Regions from separate parts of the Homo sapiens genome. Here all the other regions are linked to region 1. A link is a loop called in an ENCODE intact Hi-C map of the cell type or tissue named here. Cell type or tissue: PC-9. All regions are shown on one strand. Region 1 holds the start of LOC107986632 (a long non-coding RNA gene). Region 2 overlaps LAMA4 (laminin subunit alpha 4). Region 3 overlaps LAMA4 (laminin subunit alpha 4).

Region 1 (4,000 bases):
TAACTGTATTAAGGAAGAGTGAAAGACAGACTTTGGCACATACTGACCTGACAGATCAAGTAAGATAATCAATGAGCACTGACCAATGGATTCAGTAATATGGCTATTACTGATGACTTTGTCAAGAACAGTTCAGTTGAGTGGTAAGGGCAAAAGCCTGATTGAGTGGATTCAAGACAGAATTTGAGGAAAGAAACTAGACAGCCAGGTGATTTGCTGCCAAGGGGAGCAAAGGAATGGGGCAGGAGCTGGTAGGAAGGTGAGGCCAAACGAGTGTGTGTAGTTTTTTTTTTTCTATTTAAGGTAAGACAAAAAATAGCGTGTTTGAGTCCTGGTAGAATGACCCAACAGACAGTGTAAAATGAATGGTGTTGGAGATAGAGAGGAGAACTGGCAGATTGATATTCTCCATTAGGCAAAAGGGATGGGATCTATTACATAAAGGGTGGGTGGGGCTCACAGAAAAACGGAAATTTCATCTATGGAAGAGACGGGAACATGGAGAATGTAGGTAGATACTTTGGTAGAAGCCTGCGGATATTTTCCTCTAACTGCTTCTATTTTCTCAGTGAAGGGAGAATTAAGGTGAGCAGCTAAAAGCAAGGGTAGTCCAAAAATTCTATGAAGATATAAATATGTCAGAAACTTATTACTGTGGTGCTCCTTCTATTAAACTGTTTATTTGCCAGAGTGTCACTTGAGTAGAATTAATGAAAGTGTATTAGTCCATTTCACACAGCTATAAAGAAATATCTGAGACTGGGTAATTTAGAAAGAAAAGAGGTTTAATTGACTCACAGTTCCGCATGGCTAGGGAGGCCTCAGGTCACTTACAATAATGGCAGAAGGCGAAGGAGAAGCAAGTACCTTCTTCACAAGGTGGCAGGAAAGAGAGAGTGTGCAAGGGAAACTTCCACTTATGAACCATCAGATCTCATGAGAAATCACTCACCATCACAAGAACAGCATGGGAAAAACCACCCCCATTATCCAACCACCTCCCAGTGGGTCCCTCCCTGGACACCTGAGGATTACAGTTCCAGACGAGATTTGGTGGGGACACAGAGCCAAACCATATCAGAAGGCAGAAGAAGTACCATAATAATGTGATACAAAGAACATCTGCCCTGTGGTACTCCTGTCTAGCTGTTTGATATATAACTAAATGCTACTCTTCCCGAACTCAGCATACAGGGAGGGAAATTTCAGGGCCTCCATCCCTGGGAGAATATTCTGAAAGAAGGGTAACCCTTAGCAACTGCACAAACTGCTCCCAGATGACTCACCAGAGAGCTTCTGGGTGGAAATCCAGTGGAAATAATGCAAACACATTCATCTTGACCCCAGAGGTCTAACTCCACCCAAGGCTTAAGTTTCTTTCCTCTGTTGTACCCTGTGAGTTTCCTGGAGCAAATATTCATGCTTAGCTCCCATGTCTCTTCCCATTTAGCTGTCAGTTCCACTTAGGTATGCAAAGGCACTCAGTTCTCACTGCTTTTAAAATTTCATGATTTTCCCCTGGCGTTCTCCTGAGATTCCTCCCAGTATTGCACCTTCATGCTCGCCTTCATAGGCGAGCAGCATTAACGCCTGGGCTTCCTGAGCATCAGCAGCAGCTTTCAAACAGAGAAGCACATTAGGAAAGCGAATTCACTCAGTCATTTAACTGTTCATTCTTCTATTTAGAACTTAAGAATGTACAAGTCACCTCAGACATTAAGGCCTTCTTGAGAAACGAGGGGAATATTTAAAAGCAGTTTTAAAAAAGAAAACATTAGCTCTGCAATTTTTATCTGTGTCTTGGATAGTTAACCTACAGAGAAAATTAATTTCTTACCACATTATATTTCTCTCTCTCTCTCTCTCTCTCTCTCTGTGTGTGTGTGTGCGTGTGTGTGTGTGTAAATCTGGGAAGATCCCATGAACTTTTACTTACTCTGGTAGAACAGGCAGTTTAAGTCACAAGAAGTCTCAAATTTCTAAATGTCTAGTCCAAGGTATGAATCAGCACACCATTTCCATTCTAGGAGAAGTCCCTTCTCCTCTCCCTCCCAGCCGCAGATCTGTTATGGAAGGGCAGGCTTCTGCTCTCTGCCCCACTCCTTCAGGCTGGCTGATTCCTCAGGGTGGAAGGTGGAAGGGAAGGTATGGGGAAGTGGAGGTGGTTGTGATGTGTGAAAGTATTGCCTCCTGAGAGCCACTTAAATATCAGGAATGTTATAAGCTGGTTGTTAAACTGCTGGTAGCTTGAGATTAGTCATGGTGGGTGTATCTACACCACAGAGACTAGCAAATATTTCAGATCAAGGCTTCCCCATCCCTGCCCTTGGAGAGCTGTTTTATTAACACATCACTGGCTTAGGGAATAGGAAATTCTTCCGGGGTTTAGGTGGCTTTGAGTGCTATAGTCTTGGCAGACAGTTCACCTGAGTCTTTCCCTACGTGTGAGTTCTTTGGAGACCACTATCATCAGGTACCTCTCTCCAGCCCCTGGGATACTATGGGCTGTTCATGTTGTCCTTGGGCAGGCTGCTTCCAATTCTCAGTCAGCTTCTGCTTGTAGAAGATGACCAGCCCCACACATTTCCTGCTGTTGGGACCCCTTTGGGCTCTGGGCAGGATTCACTTTGATACTATCCCAGAGCAACATTCCTTTTATATTAGTTTTCTATTGCTGTATAAAAAGTGACTACAATCTCAGTGGATTAAAACAACACATATATATTTTTTAATCTCAGTTTCTGTGGGTCATGAGTCTGGGCCTGGCTTAAGCAGGCTCCTCTACTCAAGTCCTCACAATGCTGCAATCAAGATGTCTGATGGGCTGCATCCTCTCTGGAGCTTGGGGTCCTCTTCCAAGTGCTTGTGGTTCTTGTTGGAATTCAGTTCTGGGCAGTTGTAGGACTGAGGTCCTTGTTTTCTTGCTGGTTGTCAGCTGGGGTCTTCTCTCAGCTCCTGGAGGCCACTTGCAGTTCTTTGCTCTCTTAGCTTCCTCTCTTAGGTCCTTTGATCAGATGTCTTGCAAAGACAGAAAGATAATCTAACTGGTTTACCTATATGGATGTAATGTAATGATGGGAGTGACTATCCTATCACCTTTGCCTAACCAAGGTAGAGACATCCCGTTCCTTTTCCACACCATGTAACATAATCAAGGGAGTGACATCCAACTACCTTTGTCATATGCTATTGACCAGAAGCAAGATACAGGCTCTGCCTACATTAAACAGGAGGGGATTGTACAGAAGAATCATGACTCATTGGAGGTCATCTTTGGGTATGCCCACCATACCTACTACATCTGGTCCTTGAATTTCACAGACCTGTGATCATCTGTCAGAGGGGAGCCAGTTTCTTCCCACAGAGCCTCAACTTTCTGCCTGTTCTGCCATGAAAGCCGCCTGCTGACCTCTCTCTCTCCTTCTGGATTTCCAGAAGTGCAGCACATGTCTATTGTGTTCCCGCTGCAGGGTCCTGTGGATCCCTCTGATGGTCACTTTGGAGCCTACTGTTTTTAGACTTGAGGCAAAGCAAGTTGAAACTGACATAGCATTCCTGTCCTTGAGGTGAAAAGGGGGCTAGTAGTCACAGCACCAATTTCTCCAAAGAATGCTCCTGAAATTTTCTTTCCTCTTCGTATTCTGAGTTCTTTGTGTAAATTTGATCTTGTCAATGGGCTCAAAAGTCAGTAGAATCTCCAACTTTCACATAGGAAATCAATAGAGTACAGTGTAAACTTTATAAACAATGAATAGCAGCATGTGTAGAATGTTTAAAAATGTGAAGGTGAATATTAGAAAAAATAGTTAAAAGAATAAAAACTGGTGCCATTGGAAAGCAGGGCAGGATAAGGGTGGGGCAGATATAGTGCTATTTTTCTTTATATTCCTTTTAGCATTACTTAATTTTTTCAGATATCTTCCTGTATTGTTTGGATTTTTTAAAATATATGCCCAAAGAGGCACTGTTTTCATCTAGTCTTTGTACTTGTATATCCTAC
Region 2 (4,000 bases), 82 kb before region 1:
TAATTGGTCAAATTATCAGAGATGTACGTTATTAGTTCAAGTGTATCCATGGGATTTTTCCCCCCAAATGTCACTGGGATTAAAATAACAGGAAACCGGAGATGGAAGCATTAGAAAGGAGTAGACTTTGGCAGCTGCAGAAGCCTACACTGTGACAGAGGACATCCTGGTTGTAATGCTTATTTAAGAAGATGGGGGAAGGGAAAACAAATATCAGGACTAAATAAACACTACAAAGAGATAGCAACATTAGTATTTTGTCACTTAATTCTCTGTCCCTAGAAAAATGGCAACTTCTAGGGTTAAAGATCAATAAAAACATTTGCATTTGCATCTTAATGTGTGAATAAAATATCACTTTCATGTACACACCTAAGAGGCCATTTAAAATAAAAATTATCTAATAGGGACAATTATGCAAATGTTGAGTGCATTTAAATAAGTATTCTTATAGTTTATGCAAAAATACTCTTGTAGTTTTGGAAAACCTCTTTTTGCCAGATGGGAACTTGAAGAATTTTTCTGCTGTATCACACAGCTCACGAAGGAAAACATGCTATTTGAGCATAAGTTCTTATAAATGCCCTCTATGACTTCCACTGAAGCCACTTCTGGTAAATATTTCAACACCCATTTTCACTTAAGTTGTCAGTCCATTCATTAAAAATGGGAAATATGTAGCAAGTACTTTTCTGCTGGAAGACTTCTCAATCTTTCGCACAAGGCTCTATCATGCTTCAATGAAGAACAGTCTATTGGAGAATTCATTTCAGTTAAGGAAAAAAATAGTCTCCTGGGGGCTTAAACACAGACTTGCAAAGACCACAAGGGCAAAGCTTTCATTTTCATCAGCTATTGGGTTCAAACTTAAATTTCTTTTTTAAAAACTAATTTTGATCTATAGACCTGGTTATTTTAGGTTCTAAAATAGGCTAGGCAACAACTGTTTCATTCTCCTGGTTTATGTGGAACGAAGCCAAACATATGGCAAACTATACGATTACAGAGGAATTTGGATGTATGGGTTCCTCCTCTATGTATCATTTTCAATCCCACCGCCATTGGTCTACAGCAGGCAACCAGCTGCTGAGGGTGGTGGGGCAGGAGCCTCCGGGTGCACGTGCACACTCATGCATATGCCTTGGTGGACCCTTAAAATCAGAAGTAGTTTATATGAGTTGTTTCACAGGAAAAGCTGAAGGGTGAACAAAAGCACTTGATTAGCAGTTTGCTCCTATGTGGCTCAAACATCCGAAAAATATTTTATCTTCACCCAAGATGCAAATGCCCAGTGAAGTACGTGAAGTGTTATAGGTGCCCCAACTTACCACACAGTATCCTGAGCCGTCCAAACACTCGTTGGAATTGCCATTACAGTCGCAGGGCACACATTCTCCCGACAGGGTGTGAAAGAATCCAGCATTGCATTTCTGCAACAGACACACCAAACCATTTTGATTATTGAAAAGATTGATTTTGGTCAATATTTTCTGAGAAGAAATCAGAGAAAGTGATTATTAAACAATCTAAACATTTCTAAAATGAATATACTAAATGATACATACAAAACATACTAAAATAAACTATTTATACTACCATTCAGTGATAGATGATGTATATATAATCTTCTTTGTTACATAACTTTTTCCCTCCTTTCACTTTTCAGGAGAACAGAAATGCCTTTAACACTGTCTTATCATTGCAAGGAAGAATAAGAAGGTATTACGTAACAGTAAGGGAGAAAAAAATGCTAATGTTTTCTTCCAGTATAAGCAAAACAAAACAAGACCACAATTAAGTATTAGTCAGGGTGAGGTCATGCTCCCTATAAATAAAGAAAGACTTCTCGTTTCAGCAATCACTAGCTATAGGAGAGCAACTTAGCTATAGGATAGCAACTGAGTCTTTCATGAACTTCAGTTCTTAAAAGCATCTGTTTCTTCAGATGCTAACATGTTAAAGGGAGGGATAAGGAAGTTAATGAGTTCTTACACTTGTCAAGTCCTGTGTGGGTGCTGTTCATATATGTATTTCATTTGTCTTCAGAATGCTGCGAGGAACACATGACTTTCCCTTATCCTAGTGATGAGCTCATGAGATTGAGAGGTGCTAAGTGGCTTTTGGGGATGTTAAACTATCCTGTCATGCACCAATTGACCTGCACAATCATCAGCTGCCCTCCCCAGATATCATTAGTGTGCCATTTGAGACACATTATGAGATTGTTCCTGGTTTATGTGATTAGGCTGTGGATATGCATTTGATATTTCTTTGGAATGTCTCAGTGATGAAGGGCAGAAATGGCATTATGGGCCTGGAAATCCGCTCCCCGCCCATCAGACAAGTTTATGTCTAAAGAATTCCAGACAGATAAGAATCTGCTTTGTTTCCACAGACTTACAGAGTCCAAGATTTCACATCATACACCCCCATTGACCCATTGTAGTTTGCACTTCCCTGGCGACCAGGAAATTTTCATTATATCTGGCTGAAGTCCCTCTGATTGCTATGCAAACCTATTTCCCCTTGCTTTTTACTCTGTAAAGAAAGAGTCACTAAACACCATTCACAGTATTTAAAAAAAAACACACACATCAGTTCACACTTTAAAACTAAAATTTAATAAACCCCATTTGGAGGAAGTTTAATAAAGAATAACAACATTTGTCTATGAAAAAAAGGCAAGGAAATTCCACATTTCCAAGTTAGAGAAATAAGGCTAAGAGAAGATCAATTTATAATTTTTTAATGGAGAGTTGTGGTTGATGGTAAGCTTCTTAGTTTCCACTAGAAAACAAGAGAGGGAAGACACTAAGATTGCAGTAGGAAGCATTTAATTTAGACCATTTAATTTCACATTTTTAGTCTTTGCCGCAAAGTAAAACATACATGTTTTCATTGTGATGCAGTACACAGATTGGTATCTATATCTATATTGGTGTAGATATGGAGATAGATATAGATATCCATATATATGTGTCTCAGAGAAAAGATTCACAAAGTAATAATGTACCTAAAACTTCTCTATTGTATTTAAGAGTATATCCTGGTCATGACCCATAAAATTGATCTGATGACCCATGAATGTGTTGCAGTTTTGCATGACTGCAGGGTTTTCTTTATAAGAGTAGTGGGTAAGAGTAGTGACGGTCTTAATATTAGTTATCTTAGTAGCCTCTTAAATGGTGGTTTCTGAGCTCTCTAAATGACCATATTACAGTCTTCTGGGGAGCTTCTGATTCAGTGAAACCAAAGGATCTGCATTTTAAAAAATAACTTTTGTGTTTTAGAATAACTTTAGATTTACAGAAAAATTGTGAAGGATCTGCATTTTTAAAAAGCTCCCCAAAGACTCTGATATTTGGCCAGGTTTGGAAGCATCTCTCACAATGCCTTGTATATATTAATTGCTCAATGAACTCTTGGTGATTTGGGTGGTTTGGACAAGGACAGCAAACTGGAGACATATATACTATTGGGAGCCCACAGAATATACTGATAATCCATCCACTGCTCTCTCCTAAGGGTGGATTTCATCTCAACTCTTTGTCAACAGTCCAGCAGCCAGTGCCTAGGTTGGACAGCATGCAAGATGAAATCTTTGTGATGTGCCAAGTTTAGGAGGAGAGTTCACTGTGAGAGCCTGTCATTATCCACTTACCACTCCCCAATCTGAGATTATGACCTTGGGTGAAGGATAACTTGGCTCTGATCTCTTATAATGTGGGAGATGGGAAGAAAAGGGAGGTACGAACAGGGCTGTGTTGAGTCATTTGGCCCCCCGCCGAGAGGGCGAGGAGGGCTGGCAGGGAAACCTGGCACACTACGTTCCTGCTGGGCCTTGTCCACCTGAAAGAATTATATTTTTCAGTCATCTATCTGGGGGCCCTGGGCATGCCCTGCTAGAGCACATGTCCTGGGTAGCTTGCGTCTGGTGTTGTGGAACTTTGGAGGACTCCCTGGAATGGAGTTTTTAAGTGGTTCAAGAGAAGTTTGAGTG
Region 3 (4,000 bases), 95 kb before region 1:
CCTCTATGTTGGTCCCATTAAAGTTCTAATGGGTGCAATCATTTTCTTTATTTAAACTTGTACACATTTACCTTGCAGGAAAGGTTAGGCTAGCAGGCCCCAAAAGAAAATGCCACTTGTTGGTGGGACCATTTCCCAGGTCCTATATATATATTTCAAGCACTAGTCCAAAACATGTATCCCAAAGCTGGAAATAAAATGATCAAATTCTACCTGCAATTTTGGATTTATAAGAGAATCCCCTTTTATTTCCATCACTGTCTATGTAGTCATTTAAAAGTTTCCCCTTTTTTTCTGCACTAGAACTTGTCCAGTTTTAAAGGGAAGGAACCAGTTCTAAACTATATAATCTCCACAGAATTATAATTTCTTTCATGTGTACTTTAAATATTGGAAATAAGGTTGCTGAGACTGGCTGCGTCGATGAAAGTCCCAGTCAAGTACTGCAGCAAAACATAGGACCCACCATAAAAGGATTTTATCCCATGGAACCCTCTCTCTTTCTTCTTCTTCCTTTTTTAAAGATAATAAAAATTAGGACACAGGACAAAAAAGTAATAAAAATATTGGTTTAGTGGAATACATAAGTCTCCTCACTATTAAGGCAAGGGAAATGGGGTTATGGTCTCCACGTGTTTGGAAAATTCTTCATAGACACATGAATTGTGTGGGGCATAGGGGTGTGTGTGTGTGTGTGTGTGTATGTAAAATTTTAAGGACTTTTAAATTAGCTTTGGCTTTGGTACTATACAACCAATAAAGTGTGACCCGCTGCTCTCTTGTTCCTTTATGTATCAGCATTTCTTACCCTAATGGTGTTTGGAGGAAAGCAAATAGATGTGTTTATTTGTTTGAAGACACTTAAAAAATCAGTCAGAAAACAATATGTGCTTCTCAGTGAAAGGCAACACCCACAATTTATTTTCGCAAACAGTTGGGTAAAAACATTCCAACAGAATTACATTTCTTTGGCCTTTTACCCTTTATTTTGCTTGTTCTGATTTCTTAGCCTACTTAAAGAACCACTGTCAGTTAAGAGTCCAGAACAGGAACCCGCGCTTCCATCTTTCTTTGAAGGTGTTCCACCCAGCAGCCTGCCCACGCTTGAAGCATGCAACATCTGCTAGGGGCATCTGGAGTCATCCGCCTGTAGCTGGTGTCCTGCTGTTTCAAACAGATGACATTTTCCTTAACTGGAGCGATTTCCATAGCTACTGGTAGAGATGGAGGACGTCTGGCCAACCCCCAAATAAATACATGAACATTATGCAAATGGTCCCTGGGAACAACTGCATGACCACTGGTCTCTGTGGCGAAGGCAGACTCGGTGGCAGGGCCAGCCCTCAAGGGTTCGTTTTTGTTTCTCATCAGCATTAACTGTTTATGTTTTGTCTGGTTTTGGCTAGGGAAGTGAAAACACTGCGTCTCTCTCAGCCCACTGTAACCACTGTGGTGCCCATTTCAAGTGGAAGGGTGCCTTTTGCTCTTAGAAAATCCTTAGGAACTTAGAGAAAAATAGACTCGGCCCTTTGTTTGCTTAATCCCCTGAAGCATTATTTCCTTGCTTTCTTGTAACTGGAAATCCAAATCCTGCGTCTGTGGGCTCAGCTTCATCAATGTTTCAAAATGTAATTCAGAGTCTAAACTAGACGCCTTTCTGAAAAGTCCTGGAACTTTCATTTTATAGAAAGTAGCAATATGAATTTCTTAAAAAGCTGAAAGAGGCAATGGGCATTTGATTTTTGATAAGATATTTGATTAGTATTTGAGATTAGCTAACTAAGTTAATAATAAGTCCAGATCAAAGGTTAGAACTTTTTAGGACCCAAGAATATTTGTTCTGTTCCATGACCACAGATGAACCCCTCCTCTCCTTTTTTGCAGCCAGTTTCCCCAGCAAGGGATTCAAGAAGTAGAGCTGTTGTCACTACAGAGAAAAATCTGTAAAATCCCTTGGTCTCTCACACCCTTACCAATTCCTCCCTACTCCTACATGATATTTACTTATAGGTGACACACTTTTTACTTCATTTTCGTTTTCAGTAGGTTTTTCAACCTCGAATCTGTACTATTAGAGACTTGAGTTTTCGTGTCTGTGAATATGCATCTAGATTTAGAGCACATTCTCTAAGTCCCTTCAGTGCTCCTTTGAACCCTGGATCCACTTACACAGAGAAAAAACATGGGCAGACATGGTGCCTTGATGCCTTTGGAAACTGTTTCCTCTTTCAGGAAAGGAGACTCATTCCACAGTTGGCAACTTTTGACTTCATTTCTTAAAGAGTTAACAGCATTCAGAAACGCTTCTTGCTCAACTAACATACCGGATACTGTGATTCAAAAGGTAAAGGGTCATTTGCTCTAGGAGTTTCAAAACACTGCTGTATTTTGACCTATCTTAATAAAGGTGAGATTTTTGACTGTTTTACTCACTGCTGTGTCACCAGTGACTAGTGCATGACTGGCACATAATAAGTACTGACTACCAGTTTTTATACCAGTGTATAATAAGTGCTCGATAAATATCTGATTGCATGTAGACAAGGCTTCTCAGTCCATAGGGAATGATGTTCTAAAGGTCTCATATCCCAAGACCAGGTAATTTAGATAAGAAAGTCTTGTCATGCAAATGGGGTGAAAAGTGCAAAAGTGGAACAGCATAATTAGAAAGAACCATCTGAGATTGCCTGCCTAATTCATCTGCTACTGCCAAAAAAAAAAAAACAAACACTGCAGCTCGACGCCTATAAACCTTTTCTGAGCAGATGAGGCTACACAACATGTTTATGAGAGAATGAGTGAAACCAGCTATGAGGAAGTTGGAGGTAATATATTTAACAATATATACCATGGCAAGAGAACTGTGCTAAATATCTCACCAGACGTGATTAAAACGAATGCTTGAGAGCAGAATATTAATGAACAATGAAAAAGTATACCAAGACGGAGTGAAGGGAGCTCATAAATCAGGACATACTTGAGTGAAAATAACAGAACAGTTAATGTTTGCGTTTTCTACCCTCACTGTGAGTACCATCCCTTTTGCACATGTTATTAATACTATCATACATGAAAAATTACAGAGCAAGGTCTGAGGCAGTTTAACAGTTTCTGAAGAAGGATGGGACTGAAACTCGTCTGACTACTCTGACTGTTAGACTTGTAGTATTTGAATACATCACAAGCTATTAGGTGAAATGTTAGTTGATATTGGTGTTCAATTAAGGAAAAAACATCGGGGGAATCTGATTGCCATCTGTCTTTTTCTTTTCTGTTTATCAGTAAGTGTGTGAGTATGAGTGAGTGCGTGTGTGTAGTAAGCATTCAGATTTTAAAAAGTCATTTTATGTGTATCATTTAATCTTTACAACAGCTATCAATTACGTAAATATTACATCGAAACACTTAGAACAATGCCAGGCATAGAGTAAGAAAAATCCAAGTGTTAGAAAAAATATAGCGGTATGTGTTCAGTAAAGGCAACATCTACCTTATGCCTTTCCATGTTTAGGGTACAAACCCAAATCCTCCACACATATTATCCTAGTCCAGTCCTCACAACTCTATGATGCAGATCCTTACTTCCTAGTTTGATTTACTGTACTAAGGAGAAAATCTGAAATACTGGGCTGGTAAATGAATCAAGGAGTAGAGCCAAGATCTGAACCCAGGCTTCTTGACTTCAAATCCCATGGAAAGTGAGATCTAGGGAGAAAGTAACTTTTCTGAGATCACACAGGTATTATGTGTCCAAATTTGAATATGAACCTAGATTGGCTACTCTTTCTACTTGTGGCATAATAAAAAAAACAGTATTTAGCCTTTGGTTCCTGGCACAGACTCCTGTAATTCTTGGAATTTCCTGAGGGAAAAGACTGTCTTTTGTTATTCATAACAGGCACCTTTCAACCATATCTGAGTTTATGCTAATGAAGTGACTCACAGTGGACCCCTGGATACCTTGAGAGTGGGAGCCTATGACCAGAGGCACCACCGAGGA

What was found. Hi-C counts contacts between places; a loop is a spot of excess contacts. Peaks named below come from ENCODE experiments on the same cell type or tissue, not always from the same donor. Only the 100,000 strongest peaks of a DNase experiment are listed, where the experiment ranks them.
Region 2: a loop joins it to region 1, with 6 times the contacts of the local background. A loop is called at or near these places in 3 of 110 quality-filtered maps.
Region 3: a loop joins it to region 1, with 7 times the contacts of the local background. A loop is called at or near these places in 4 of 110 quality-filtered maps.

What each region holds. Positions count from the first base shown.
Region 1 is chr6:112,296,925-112,300,924 of GRCh38, forward strand. All of the region lies in intron 2 of LAMA4-AS1 (LAMA4 antisense RNA 1), which reads left to right. It overlaps LOC107986632 (a long non-coding RNA gene), which reads right to left and starts at 2,176. Exons shown (of 2, transcript XR_007059712.1): 1 at 1,937-2,176. In PC-9, a CTCF peak has its summit at 1,788; DNase peaks (open chromatin) are centred at 1,337 and 2,057; H3K4me3 peaks cover 3,667 bases; H3K27ac peaks cover 4,000 bases.
Region 2 is chr6:112,215,040-112,219,039 of GRCh38, forward strand. It overlaps LAMA4 (laminin subunit alpha 4), which reads right to left. Exons shown (of 39, transcript NM_001105206.3): 3 at 1,329-1,430. Among named protein-coding and RNA genes, the nearest start is that of LAMA4-AS1, 20 kb to the right of the region's middle. RefSeq lists an enhancer at 1-83. In PC-9, no CTCF peak of the experiment used is centred here; DNase peaks (open chromatin) are centred at 1,782 and 2,392; H3K4me3 peaks cover 1,825 bases; H3K27ac peaks cover 4,000 bases.
Region 3 is chr6:112,201,764-112,205,763 of GRCh38, forward strand. The region is part of intron 4 of LAMA4 (laminin subunit alpha 4); the gene reads right to left. Among named protein-coding and RNA genes, the nearest start is that of LAMA4-AS1, 33 kb to the right of the region's middle. RefSeq lists an enhancer at 1,474-2,673. In PC-9, no CTCF peak of the experiment used is centred here; DNase peaks (open chromatin) are centred at 948, 2,398, 3,118 and 3,858; H3K4me3 peaks cover 2,677 bases; H3K27ac peaks cover 4,000 bases.